Linked DNA regions of Homo sapiens: region 1 is linked to region 2. A link is a contact called in ENCODE Hi-C or POLR2A ChIA-PET data. All regions are on one chromosome and are shown on one strand. The core of a region is the stretch at or near the end of the contact, and the rest is flanking DNA. Distances in the headings are between cores, read along the strand shown.

Region 1 (6,125 bases), core at 3,370-5,869, 100 kb after region 2:
CCATTCATGTTCCCTCTGCCCAGGTTCCTTCCATGCCGGGGATCTCAGAGGATGCATAAGGAGAAGCCTTGGCTCTTAAAGGGCATGGCTGGCCTCCAAAGCCTACTCAACCCTACTGATTTAAGGTAGCTGTTTGAACACCTGGCTTAATTTGGGCTCTCTGTGGGGTGGGGGTTAAGGGCAGAGAGGGAGTAGATGCTGGGGGCTCTCAAGTTGAAGGAGTGGGGGCCACCGGGCACAGAACGCATTGCAGATGCACTGTCCTCCTGTGTACGTCGGCCAAGCAGGGAGGGACATTGAAGACTCACTGTCAACTCTTGGCATTGCTTCTGTCCAGAAAGATACATCTCTCATTATGTCTCCCTCCAGCAAGTGAAGCTGAGTAGACTACTCAGCATTTCTGAGAGACCTTGGTGGCTCCCAGTGGGATTGGAAGGCCTCAGAGAGCTATGCCTTGTGACCCAGCCCCAGCTACTGCCCACTCCTGGCCAGGGGTTCTCTAGCCATTGCTGGAGCTGTACTAGAGGCAGGAGTCCTCTGTACCATCCTTACTGGGCCTCTTCCAGGGTAAGCCCAGACAGGCGGGCAGTCAGCTCCAGAGGTAGCATTGAGTCCAGCCCCGTGGTTTCTGAAAGACAAACCGAGATATTTTCAGATCCCAACTCTGCCTCTTTCTGTGTGATCTTAGGCAAGTTATTTAATCTCTCTTTTACACTGGTAAAAAGGGGGATAAGAATGCCTGCCTTGTAGGATTGCAAGTTTTAAATGAACTGACAACATAGATAAGGTACCTAGCATAACGCCTAGATTCGCTCCCCTTCCTTCCTGCTTTTTGTTGGCCAGGAGCAAAATCCTGTGCTGGCTGTTTTTCTCCTTCCCTGCTCAGCCTTCCTGACTGCTGGTGAGATGGGGCGTGGCTCCAGGTGCTTAGACTTCAGTGTCTGCAAAGGGAAGGGATATCAGGGTGGGTGTGAGGGGCACAGAAGTGTGGGGGACAGTGAGAGGTGGGCCTTGCCTGCCTACTAGTCCATCCTAACCCAGCCATGAGTGGGACGGAGGTGGTGAGGACCAGACCTCTCACTTGCTATCTCCATTGATGGCCAGGAAGGCAGGGAGGTTCTTCGTGCCATCCCTTCTCTTCCCCCTACCTTCCACCAGACACTTCCCGATTCCATGCTGAGCAGCCCATGGCTTCCAGCAGCCAAAGCTTTACCCCCTCCCCCCACCCACTCTGGACTGGACTGACAGATGCTAGGCCTACTTACGTTTCCTGCTTGTGCCTTCCCACACAGGGGACAGCGGTGTGGGGCCAAGTGCAGGTGATATTGCCCAGGCACCAGCACAGAGACACACAGATGGGCCTGCCGGGGAGCTCCTGTGCTCAGGAAAACAGAGCCCAAAAGGGTGGGCACTGAGCTGCCAGTTAGGACTCAGACACAAGGTCAGATACTTCCTCCTGTGGTGCTGCAGCTGGAAATTTCGGCCATGGCTCCAGAGCAGTGTCAGAAAGGGATTGGTAACAAACAGAAAATGGCAGCCTGTATGTGTGGGGTACTTTGGGGATGAACAGCCAGTTAGAATTAAATGAAAATCTCACATCACTCGCTAGCTTTCAATCCTTTGACAGTTGCCCATCGGGTTTAGGATGGAACTAAATCTCTTGACGTGGTTTGCAAGACCCTGCATGGCCTGGCCCTTGCCTTTCCCTTTAGCCTCCTCTTCTTCCCCAGCTGCACTGCACCATTCCTCTGTCTGATCCTCCCACCGGCCATGTTTCCTCCTGGCCCAGAGTGTTCACAGACACTATTCCATCTTCCGGATTCCGCCATTCACCTGGTGTTCTGGGTAACGTCGGTCATGAGAGCAGGGACTTTGCATGCTCTTCCTTGGTTATATCCCCAGTGCCAAAAAGACAGCCTTGCTTGTAGAAGGCATCAAATAATACTTGTTGAGTGAATGGACCTAAGATTCATGCTTTAGTGAGTGGAGAAGTAGTTAAAAAAAAAAAACAAAACAGGATCTGTAGCTAGTCTTGGGAAAGCATTAAAATCTAGGGTGTGTGAGTGTGAACCCCAGCCCTGCCACTTACGAACTCTATGGCAGGAGTCCCCAACCCCCGGGCCATGGTCTGTGAGGAGCTGGGCTGCACAGCAGGAGGCGAGCGAGTGAAACTGAGCTCCGCCTCCTGTCATATTAGTGGCGACATTAGATTCTCACAGGAGCATGAACCCTATTGGGAACTGTGCATTCAAGGGATCCAGGCTGCACACTCCTTATGAGAGTCTAATGATAAATGTAATGTGCTTGAATCATCCCAAAGCCATCCCCCAACCATACGTGGAAAAATTGCCTTCCATGAAACCAGTCCCTTGTGCCAAAAATGTTGGGGACCACTGCTCTGTGGGATTTTGGCCAAAGTACTTAATCTCTCTGTGCCTCAGTCTCCTTGTCTAAGGGATGAGGATAACAGAGGCTAGCTTTTTGAGTTTTGGATTTATATTAGTTATGTTAGAACAATGGCTGGCCCATAGTATCTTTGTTATTGTTTTTTCTCGCAGGGTCTACCTTGCCTCCCCCACTTTTTGCCCTGTACTCTGTGAAGTCCATCTGGTATATGCTGTCTTAGTACCTTGCCGCCTTTTACATACCACCCGACACAGTTGCCCACTACCCTTGCTGCTGCGATGTATTTGATCAATGTCTATCCTTTAGCTTTAGCTTCCAGAGCTCGGGAACGACGTCGATTTTGCCCATCACTGGGGCCACATACTGGGTGCTCAGTGTTGCATAGCCTGGGCCCACTCTGGATTTGCCCCTGAGCATGGGGATTTGGAGGTGTGAGTCCCGACACTGGCTCTCACTCCAGATGGGTAAAGAATGCACCTTGTATTCCCACCTTTCTGAGGCACCCCCTCTCCTGTCTCCCACAGGCACTGACATGGCCGTCTTCTGTCTGCTGTGTGGGAAGCGCTTCCAGGCGCAGAGCGCACTGCAGCAGCACATGGAGGTCCACGCGGGCGTGCGCAGCTACATCTGCAGTGAGTGCAACCGCACCTTCCCCAGCCACACGGCTCTCAAACGCCACCTGCGCTCACATACAGGTAGGTCAGTCCAGCTGATGGGTGGATCTGGGTCTCTGGGAGCCAGCGTCTATATTTACCTCCAAGGACGTAAAGTGGAGGTGGTGGGCTGAGTCAGCCTTCAGTCCTTCTGCTCAAGGCTTGGACGTGCAGAGGCTGCCCGTCGTGCAGGTAAATGTGGACAGTTCTCCCAGTCCCCTCCTGTGGACCGTCGGTTCAAAGTCTTTCCGTGTTCAACACAGGATGCTCATTAAAAAGGCAGGCTCTTGGGTCCCACTCTCAGAACCTTTTATTCCATGGGTCCAGGGTGGGGTCCCAGATTCAGCATTATTAATATGTATTCCCAAGGGATTCTCATGTAGGTAGACCCAAAATGAATTTTGAGAAAAACTGACCTGCTGGGTCTCTTAACATTGTCTGCCCTGCCTCCCACCACTCTTGATGCCCCGCCGCTCTATCCATACACATTTCTGAAGTCAGCTTCGGGCTTCTGAGGGCAAGTTGAAGCAGTGATCCTACTTTCCCCACAGTAACAAAGGCCTGTACTTGGACCTTAACCCTGTTTAGGGAAGACAAGGAGGGCATTTAAACGATGAGCAATGAAATATCACTGCTCAGCCAGTTCCAGGTGATGGGACAAGGGAGGGGGTACAAGGTAAGGAGGCTGGGCCAGGTGCTGAGGGGCTGGCCATTCCCTGCCACCAGCCTCTAGGGCTTGAGGGATGGGGACACTTGGTCCCTGATGGCCAAGAGGCATTTGCTTTCCTGCAGCAGCTCCCAGTTTTCCCTAACAGGGGAGTGGATGGCTTAAATTCCTTATTTTCTCTATGACAAAACTGGGGCTCTGCTGAAACTACCTGGTTAAAGGAATGCCCATTTCTGAGTCTGCCTTTGTGTGCTGTGTTTGTAGGGAGGGTTGGGGTCAGGTCTCTATCTGGGTATATAACAGAGCGTATACTTGTAAAAACCTCTGCATGCCACGTAAAGGAACAGTAGGCCCTCTCCTCATTTTGAGAGTCTTGTCACAGCTCAGAGATTGAGTATGCAGACCAGGTCTTGCATGGGTGGCAGGCTCTGCTAAATAAGGGAAGAGCTTTACTTCTCATGGACTGAGCTGGCCTGGCCAGCCAGCAGCAGGTATCCTCATTAAGGAGCCTTCCTGGCTGTCACTTCTGGATGCCATTTTGTTCAGGGGAGCACATTGTCTTAGCATCACCAGATTTGCACAGAACTACTTAAAATTTCTGGGACAGGACGGAGGTAGGGCCCAGAGGGGTGGGCTCAATAAAAAGGGCCCAGGAGAGTGGGATGTTGACAAGGACTTTCTCTACAGCGATTGCGTAAGCATTTCCCCTGCAGCTATATGCACCTTCCTATGAACGCCTCCCTCAACAGTTCCCCAGGTTCATTCGGTCTTATGAAAGATGGCTAGATACCTTTCAGCCACTTCTGAGCATGCCACTGGGTCCAATCAGTTGGCTTCATGTGACTTGAATGATCTCAGTCCTGCTAAATCCACCCAGGATGTGCCCTGCTCTGACCATGCCACCTTCTCAGAGCTCAGATATGAAAATGTCACATGCTCTTGTGTCAGTCATGGCTCAGATCCACGGGGAGGGGCTGTTTCCAGAGTTAGGGAGAAGCCCTTGCTTATTCTAGGAAACACGGAGCATGTGTGCTGCCTATGCACACACAGAGAAACACCCATCAATTTTCACACCAGCGAGGCACTGCGCACACAAGCCATATACAGGCTGTGCACACCCCACACACAATGCCTCATTAATATTCCGTTGTTCTTGGCCCATTTGCTGCTGGGGCCGGGTGTTTAGCATCAGCAGCTGTGTTTGGTAGGTTAGTCCAGCCGTGCTCTTGGCATTGATGGATCCCTGATTCACACGGCTCATCATATAATAAACTCTCAGCTGTGCTGAAGGGAGGGGCTGGAAGGGAGGGGCCTGAGGAGCCAGCAGGATGGGGCTGGGGTGGGGAGGACGACAGACACTGGGCTTGGCCAGTGCCAGAGAAAGCACCAAGTAAGGACAGATTGGGGGGGGCGGGGTCACAGGTGCACTGGGCAGGCTGGAGGGGGCTCTAATTAGTCTCGTTTGTCCTGCACTTAATGTCAAGCTCATTAAAGAGGCTACAGAGTTAATCAACATACCACAAATTGGATTTTGAGTTCTGCAGCCAGTTTTGTGTACATTATGGCCACACTGACACAATCAGCTCTCAGGGTGAAGATTTCACGCCAGGTGCACACCGTGCTTCCAAATCGGGATGGGGATACGTGTGTGTTGGTGACTTTTTCTTTCTTTTTTTTTTGTTGTTGTTTGTTTTTCCTTCTAAGTTCTTTTTATTCTTTTCCCTGGGCAGACTCAAGAATTTCCTATTTAAACTCATTTAACATGTGCTCCACTTCATAATTAAATTCCTAAAAATCGGATCAAACAAACTCCTCTGTCTTAACCCTTTGTTTTTTAAATTGTTAGGGACCCCTCTGGAGGGGAAAGGCACAGGCAGCCGCCCCCTTCCCCCCCACCGCCGCCTTCACCCCCACCCGGCTGGGTGGCTGCCGATGTACGTTTTAATTACCGGCTCCAGCTGAAGTCTCACGTGGCCTTGGCTTTATTTATTTATTTATACCTTAATGAGGATACTGAATCTTTGATTAAAGTCGTAATCGTTGCCGATTCAGTAAGGAGGGGGAGTTGGATGTCAGACCAGACAGGGCTGTGAGTGCAGACACACGGAGAGAGTGGGTTCGGGTGCACACACAGACTGGCCCTTACTGTGTTAGACACACAACTAATTAGTACCAGGGTCTGCACAGGCCTCCACTCCCTTGAGTTTGATGGGGCTGGGGGCCAGGCAGTCCGCATGGCTCTGGCAGTGAGGATGGGCAGGTAGCAATTTCCCCAACTGAGAACCCTGGGCCTTGGCCCATCCCCAGATCTGCAGGTGAGGGACTCGCTGGCCGAGCCTCTGAGCCAGTGCAACACCCCATAGATTGGGGTGAACTGGTGTCAAGGCACGATGCCACTC
Region 2 (5,927 bases), core at 3,330-5,829:
TGAAACACCCACTCCTGAAGATGTACAATTTGTGAGTGTGGTAGACAAAATAGTGACTCCCTAAAGATGTCATCCTAGTCTCTGTAACCCATGAGTATGTTAGATTACATGGCAAAGGAATGACTTAAGGCTATTTACCAGCTGAGTTTAAGATAGAGAAATTATGCTGGGTTATCCACCTGGGTCCATTGTAACCAACATAACCTCAACGGTCTTTAAATGTGGAAGAGGGAGGCAGAAGAGTCAGTGTCAGTGTCAGAGTCAGAGGAGGAGTGAGCCATGGGCCCAGGAATGAGAGCAGCCTCTAGACACTGAACAAGGTAGGGGGACAGTCTCTCCTTGACCCTCCAGAAGCCACAAAGCCCTGCCAGCACCTTGATTTTAGCCTAGCGAGACCCATTTTGAACTCCTTCCCTACAGAACTATAAGATACATTTGTGCCATTTTAAGCCACTCAGTTTATCGTAATTTGTTATGGCAACAAAAGGGAACTAATATAGTGAGGCAGAAGAAATCTGAGTGGCTCATCCTTGGGCAAATGGGAGCCAGTGCTGATCCTTTTACTGTTCTCGGGTGCTCTTGCAACAGGAAGTGACTTGCAGAAGTCCTTTTTTATCTGAAATGCCAGGGAGGATGGACTCTTATTCAGCCTAGCTTCTATTCAGCTCAAAGGAAAGAACATCTGCCTTTTTCCCACATCTTCTCTGTACCCCTCACTTCCTTCTTGTGGGGGAGATTCCTTTTCTTCGGTGAGTTCCCTTTGCGGTGTGGAATCTCGTGGCAAGGGCTCTGAGTAAAGGAGGAGGGTTGCATGGAATGCCATTGAATTCATTAGGCTTGGACTCTAGCAGGAATGTTGCCTGGGGTGCTGATGTCCTTCTCAACCTTCCTTTGCTGGAGTCCTTCTTGTAACTTGTCTTCCTTTTGTGAACAACCTGGGTGTAGTTTTTAAAATAAGCGAATTCTCCTAGAAGTGTTAAAAATGAGCCTTCAAGTACTATCTCGGCATTTTGCAAAGGTTAAAGCCCCCACTGTTTGGGGGCTGAGGGTGCTCTATGGGGGGCCACCCAAAAGCAACTGTGGAAACAGAGTCTGGCTTCAGTCTCTCCAGATGTTGTGCACATAAGGGAGGGACTCTTGAGCTCATAGATCACAGATCTGTCCACAGGCTGTCAGTAGGAAAGAGCATCTTATTTTACAGATGGGGAAACTGAGGCCTAGAGAGCATAAGTGGTTCATGCAAGATCTTACAGAGAGTTTGTGAGAGTCTGAGAGCTGTTCCCCCTACTATTGCAACATTTGGAATGTTCTGAGGTTCTTACCTTCTATTATCAGTTTGAGGGCTGTAGATGAGTTGTGGTAGCTACAGAGATGAGCTTTCCAGTGTGCCCCCACCAAGAGATGAATGAAAGTCATCATCGGGCAGATCACTGCCTACTAAAAGGGGTGGGTTTTTTTGGGGGGAGGTTTTACTCTTCGTCACAGAACTTGAGAATATTTCTACTGAGGATGACTTTGTCTTTGGGGCTTCCATTTTATTTTTAAGATTCAAGTGTAGTTTTAACTGCAGGGCATTAGCTCCCTTGTAGGTCACCTCGTGCTGTCTCTGGGGTTTATGACTGAGCTCTCATTCCTTAGTCACATGTCCTATACTCACACTTCCTATCCCATTTTCCTGCCTCACCAAGATCACCACAATGATCCCAGGTTCTATATAGCATTTCTTTTCTGGAGGTCTTTAAAAATATTCTGGGAGATCTGTCTGGAATGCTTGAGTACATTCATTTATTCCTGTATGCATAGAGGGCCCAGGGACCTCCCAGGCTCTCTGAGCCCTCTGATTCTTAGAGGGTTAAACTATTATGGAAACAGACATTGCATCTGTGTCTTCTCTTGTTTCCTGCATGCAGCAGTGACCTTTGGAGTACATTGTTCAGGAGACCGACCCTTTTCTACCATTTGAAGTCTGCTATTCTCATCTCTCTACCAAAAGAGAAACTAAACTTCATTGTCGTGATTAAGGTCACAGCCAACAGCAGTTAAAGAAGCCGTTGGTCTTCCCACTCATACCGCTGCCCTCTCCCTAGCTCTCAGGAGGAAGAGCTCTCCAAAATGGAAGTGTCTTGGGAAAGAAATGGAAGTGGAAAGAGAAAGATGAAAAGGCCACCAATGGCACTTCCCGTGTCTCAGCCTCACCAGAGAAGGAACTTGGCCACACACTGGTTGGGTATACCAAAGTGACACAATGTGGATGTTCCAGTGGCAATTAAGTATTTATATGACTAGACTTGAGGAGTTCCAGGCCATGACACTTCCAAATCCTTCCAGCCCGCTTGTGGAGAGAGGCCCGGAGGCTTCCAGCGAGACAATTAGAGTGTGAATTAGATTGTGTCTTCTGGAAGGGAGATGAAGTTACCTGCCTACTCTATTACAGTTTATTTCATTAAGGTTGACCATGCCCTTTTTTTTGGGCAGAGGGAATAGGATGGATTCTCTGGAGAAAACAGTGTAGCAAGGCAATGGAGAAATGTCCACACTGGAGTAAGGGGCTTTCTGGGACCTGGATGGAGTCTCCTTCCTCCCCTAGGGAATAGGACAGAGGTGGGAAAGGTGCTGCCTGACTGCTCTGTGCACATCTGCATGTTGGTGATGAGTGTGGCCAGCCCCATGCTGTGCATCGGTGAGAGGACCGCTCAGGCAGGTGTTGCTGTGCTGGCAGCTTCTTAGGAAGGCAAGGAGCAAGGCGTGGGCTGTGGGGCCCTTGGGGCAGAGCCTGTCATGGAGTGGGATGAAAGGGTGCACGGGACCTGTTGGCAGCCCCAGCGGCCAGGCTCTGTTCCCAAGCTGGAGAGAGAGGCAAGTGGTGAGGGAGGGCAGGAGGACCAGTCATGGGTTTAATGCAAAATGACAGTTACGGGGGTTGCCATTTTAGAGTAAAACAGGCCATGTGACTGAGGAGCAGGTAGCATTCATATTATTCATATTTCGAGCTTGGTAGATGTAGAATTTTGCAGTGGAGGCCAGGAGAGGATGTGAGAGCTGCAGGACAGAGGCATAGGTTTTTGGAGGTGGTTGTGGTGTTCCCCGATGGCAATCAACTTCACGGAGAGAAGAGGTTATTTTCTACTTAGGTTGCCTGGAGCCTACATTCCAAACTTTTAGTCCTCTTCATCTAGCACTAAGTTTTGCATCTCCCTTATTCCTGTCATACATTATTAGTGTGCACTGTTTTAAAGTCTTTTACATACATATGTCTTGCATTCCCTACTTAATTGTAAGCTCCTTGAAGGCATTGCCTGTGTATTATGTTTCTTTGAATCTCTCTGTGGTGGCTAATGCTCTGCCCTGCATTTAGTAGGCAATAAGTTTGTGTTGAGTTTTGAGTCAACTACCACTCTTTTCTCCCTTCCTCTTTTTTAATTTTTTTTTAAATTATTTTTTATTTTTTATTTGACACAGAGTCTTGCTCGGTTGCCCAGGCTGGAGTGCAGTGGTGCGATCTCGGATCACTGCAACCTCTGTCTCCCGAGTTCAAGAGATTTTCCTGCCTCAGCCTCCTGAGTAGCTGGGATTACAGGCATGCACCACCATGCCCAGCTAATTTTTGTATTTTTAGTAGAGATGGGGTTTCACCATGTTGGCCAGGCTGGTCTCGAACTCCTGACCTCAAGTGATCCACCCGCTTCTGCCTCCCAAAGCGCTGGGATTACAGGCGTGAGCCACTGTGCCTGGCCTACTCCCTTCCTCTTACAAGGCTCCTTACTCATTTCCTGCGTCTCACCTGCTCTCTCAGCCCAGTTTTCTAAAAAAAGAGGTAAGAGATGGATGCCAGTCTCTTTCTCCTCCAGAGTGATTTTGTGAGGATTTGTACAATGCAAGTCTTGAGATGCAAATGGACATCTAGGAACAGAGGAATTGCTGGAGCATGGAGACCACACTTCTGAAGATGGAAGGAGACCCTTCTCCAGGCTGTCGCTTTTGATTTGCGGTTTTCCCATTGCCAATTGCTCACACTGATCCCCAGTCCTGAAGGGGATGGGGGCTGCCGCTAATTCCCTGGCATCTCATGACTTCCTGTTTTCCTCCAGTTATTATTTTTATTGTACTTCCTTCCTGCTTCTTCACTCTCCGGCTTCGCCAGTTTGTTCCGTGTGATCATTTCAGCTTTATTTGGAAACTGGAAGCCTCATTTTACTATAATAGTTTCTTGACGATTTTCTAAATGAAACTTGCATACTTCATCTGCTCCCCCACTGCTCAGATATTAAACAAATATCTCTAAGAGGTTTCCTTCTCCCCCCCCAAAGACCAGCAGTTTGCTCAAACAGATGGCGAGAGATGGCGTGTGTGGGTATGTGCCCGCGGTCCACGTGTGTGTGTGTGTGTGTGTGTGTGTGTGTGTGTGTGTAGTAGAGGATTCTTATGGAAGGTGCCAGTTTCTGCAGCATCTTCTTGCCTTTTTGGCATCCAACTACGGAGCAAGACAGAGCCTCCTGGCAAGTGACCAAACAGAGTGAGTGTCCGGAAGGCCCGTCACCCTGATATTCACGCAAAGAATCTGTTTCTCTGTGAATGGGCGGCTGTGGAGGAGGCCGGGGGAGCAAGTGGCTGGCCAGCCTCCAAGGCCAGATGTTCTGTAGTACCATATGTCAGGATAGGAAGGACGGCACCGAGGGCTCCTAGAGCGTGTCAGACCTCAGCTCTTGAACTCTGTAATCCTCATGCCCCCTTCCGTCCTCGGTCAAGAACGAACAATGCTTCCCTCTTTGTCTGCTTTTCAACCCCACCTCTTTTCTCCATTAGCTTTCTGGTCTAAACTCATTATTGAGACCCCTCCACAACATTCACCTTGCCTCTCCTTTGCCTGGCCCCAGGCTGGCTGCCCCTTTTTCTGGAATGATGCTGTTTTGGTGCCTGTTTCCCTCTCATCTGAAACAACCACCTCCTCTTCTATGTCTGCTGCCTCCTTGGTATCTTCTAAGCCCAGGCATGAGCCCCCCTCCTTGGGGAGGCCTGAGCTTTTGATTCCCACTCAGGCTGGGTGTTGAGATTGTCCTCAGGACCTGACGTGCACATGTAAGTACTGGTTTCTCTTATAGTGTGTATTGTCTTCCCTCTTCAACTAAAGCTTTAGGAGGGTAGGTTGGTGTCTTATGCTTTGGTTGTATCCTTCACTATGCCAAATAAATACCTATCAATCAATCAGTCAATGGATTCTCAACTTGCCTAGGCCCAGAACAGAGGAGACCTGTCTCCTAGCCATGTTGAGTTGGTAGCCAGTGCAGGGTGCTGAAGGAAAGAAGTGTAGCTCCTCGGCTGCCCATTCTTGCTGCCATCTGCATTCTGATGAGTAGAGGATGGCATGTTTAGTTGGTTGGAGGTAACGAACAGAAGCAACAGCTCTTTTGAGTTCCCTGCTGTGGTAACTCTTACTCCGTGGAGTCACTCAGGCACCTGTGCTCGGGAGTAGATGGAGATAGGAGGTTTGTTCCAGTCTCTCTTTTCTTGTACCTTCCTAGGGAATAGCAATGTCCTGTAGATGTGTGACAGTGATACCATGTTGGCATTTTGTTCTGGAAGGCTGACCTAACTACTGTCTTTGGAAACATTCTCCTTCTCAATTTAGAATTTGGGCCCTTTTCTCTGTCTGTCTCCTTCCATGGTCCCTGCCCACGCTGAGCCTCCCGCGCCCAGCCAGCTCCATTGTTTCAAGAAGGGCTTTGGGGCTGCTCGATGACTGCAGCACTGGGACCAAAGTCCTCAGCATCAGTCTCAGGACTCCGCATCATCAGCCCACTCTACCGCCTCCGCAGGCTCCTCGCCGCTGTCTTCACCACCTGCCCACTGTGGATAAGCCAGGCCAGCCTCCTGAAGGCTTGCCCGGCGGGGTATGCTCATTTCTAACACCAAGTCTTGGCTCATGTGAT

Evidence for each region. A loop is a pair of places that touch in the nucleus more often than their neighbours do. ChIA-PET counts read pairs that join two places held with the same protein, here RNA polymerase II (POLR2A).
Region 1: a loop to region 2 is called in a map of dorsolateral prefrontal cortex, with 2.4 times the contacts of the local background. The contact joins two enhancer-like sites. A Hi-C loop is called at or near these places in 1 of 168 maps with a recorded cell type or tissue (dorsolateral prefrontal cortex). POLR2A ChIA-PET finds 5 or more read pairs at or near these places in 1 of 52 experiments (H1).

Annotation. Positions count from the first base shown.
Region 1 is chr11:114,239,237-114,245,361 of GRCh38, forward strand. ZBTB16 (zinc finger and BTB domain containing 16) reads left to right here. Exons shown (of 7, transcript NM_006006.6): 5 at 2,931-3,101. Among named protein-coding and RNA genes, the nearest start is that of NNMT, 54 kb to the right of the region's middle. RefSeq lists an enhancer at 1,219-1,718. Within about 2 kb of position 4,620, at least 7 of the 41 ENCODE cell types and tissues checked have a DNase peak (open chromatin) inside an H3K27ac peak, as active enhancers do; they include dorsolateral prefrontal cortex, where a contact is called at or near this core.
Region 2 is chr11:114,135,257-114,141,183 of GRCh38, forward strand. All of the region lies in intron 2 of ZBTB16 (zinc finger and BTB domain containing 16), which reads left to right. Among named protein-coding and RNA genes, the nearest start is that of ZBTB16, 79 kb to the left of the region's middle. Within about 2 kb of position 4,580, at least 24 of the 41 ENCODE cell types and tissues checked have a DNase peak (open chromatin) inside an H3K27ac peak, as active enhancers do; they include dorsolateral prefrontal cortex, where a contact is called at or near this core.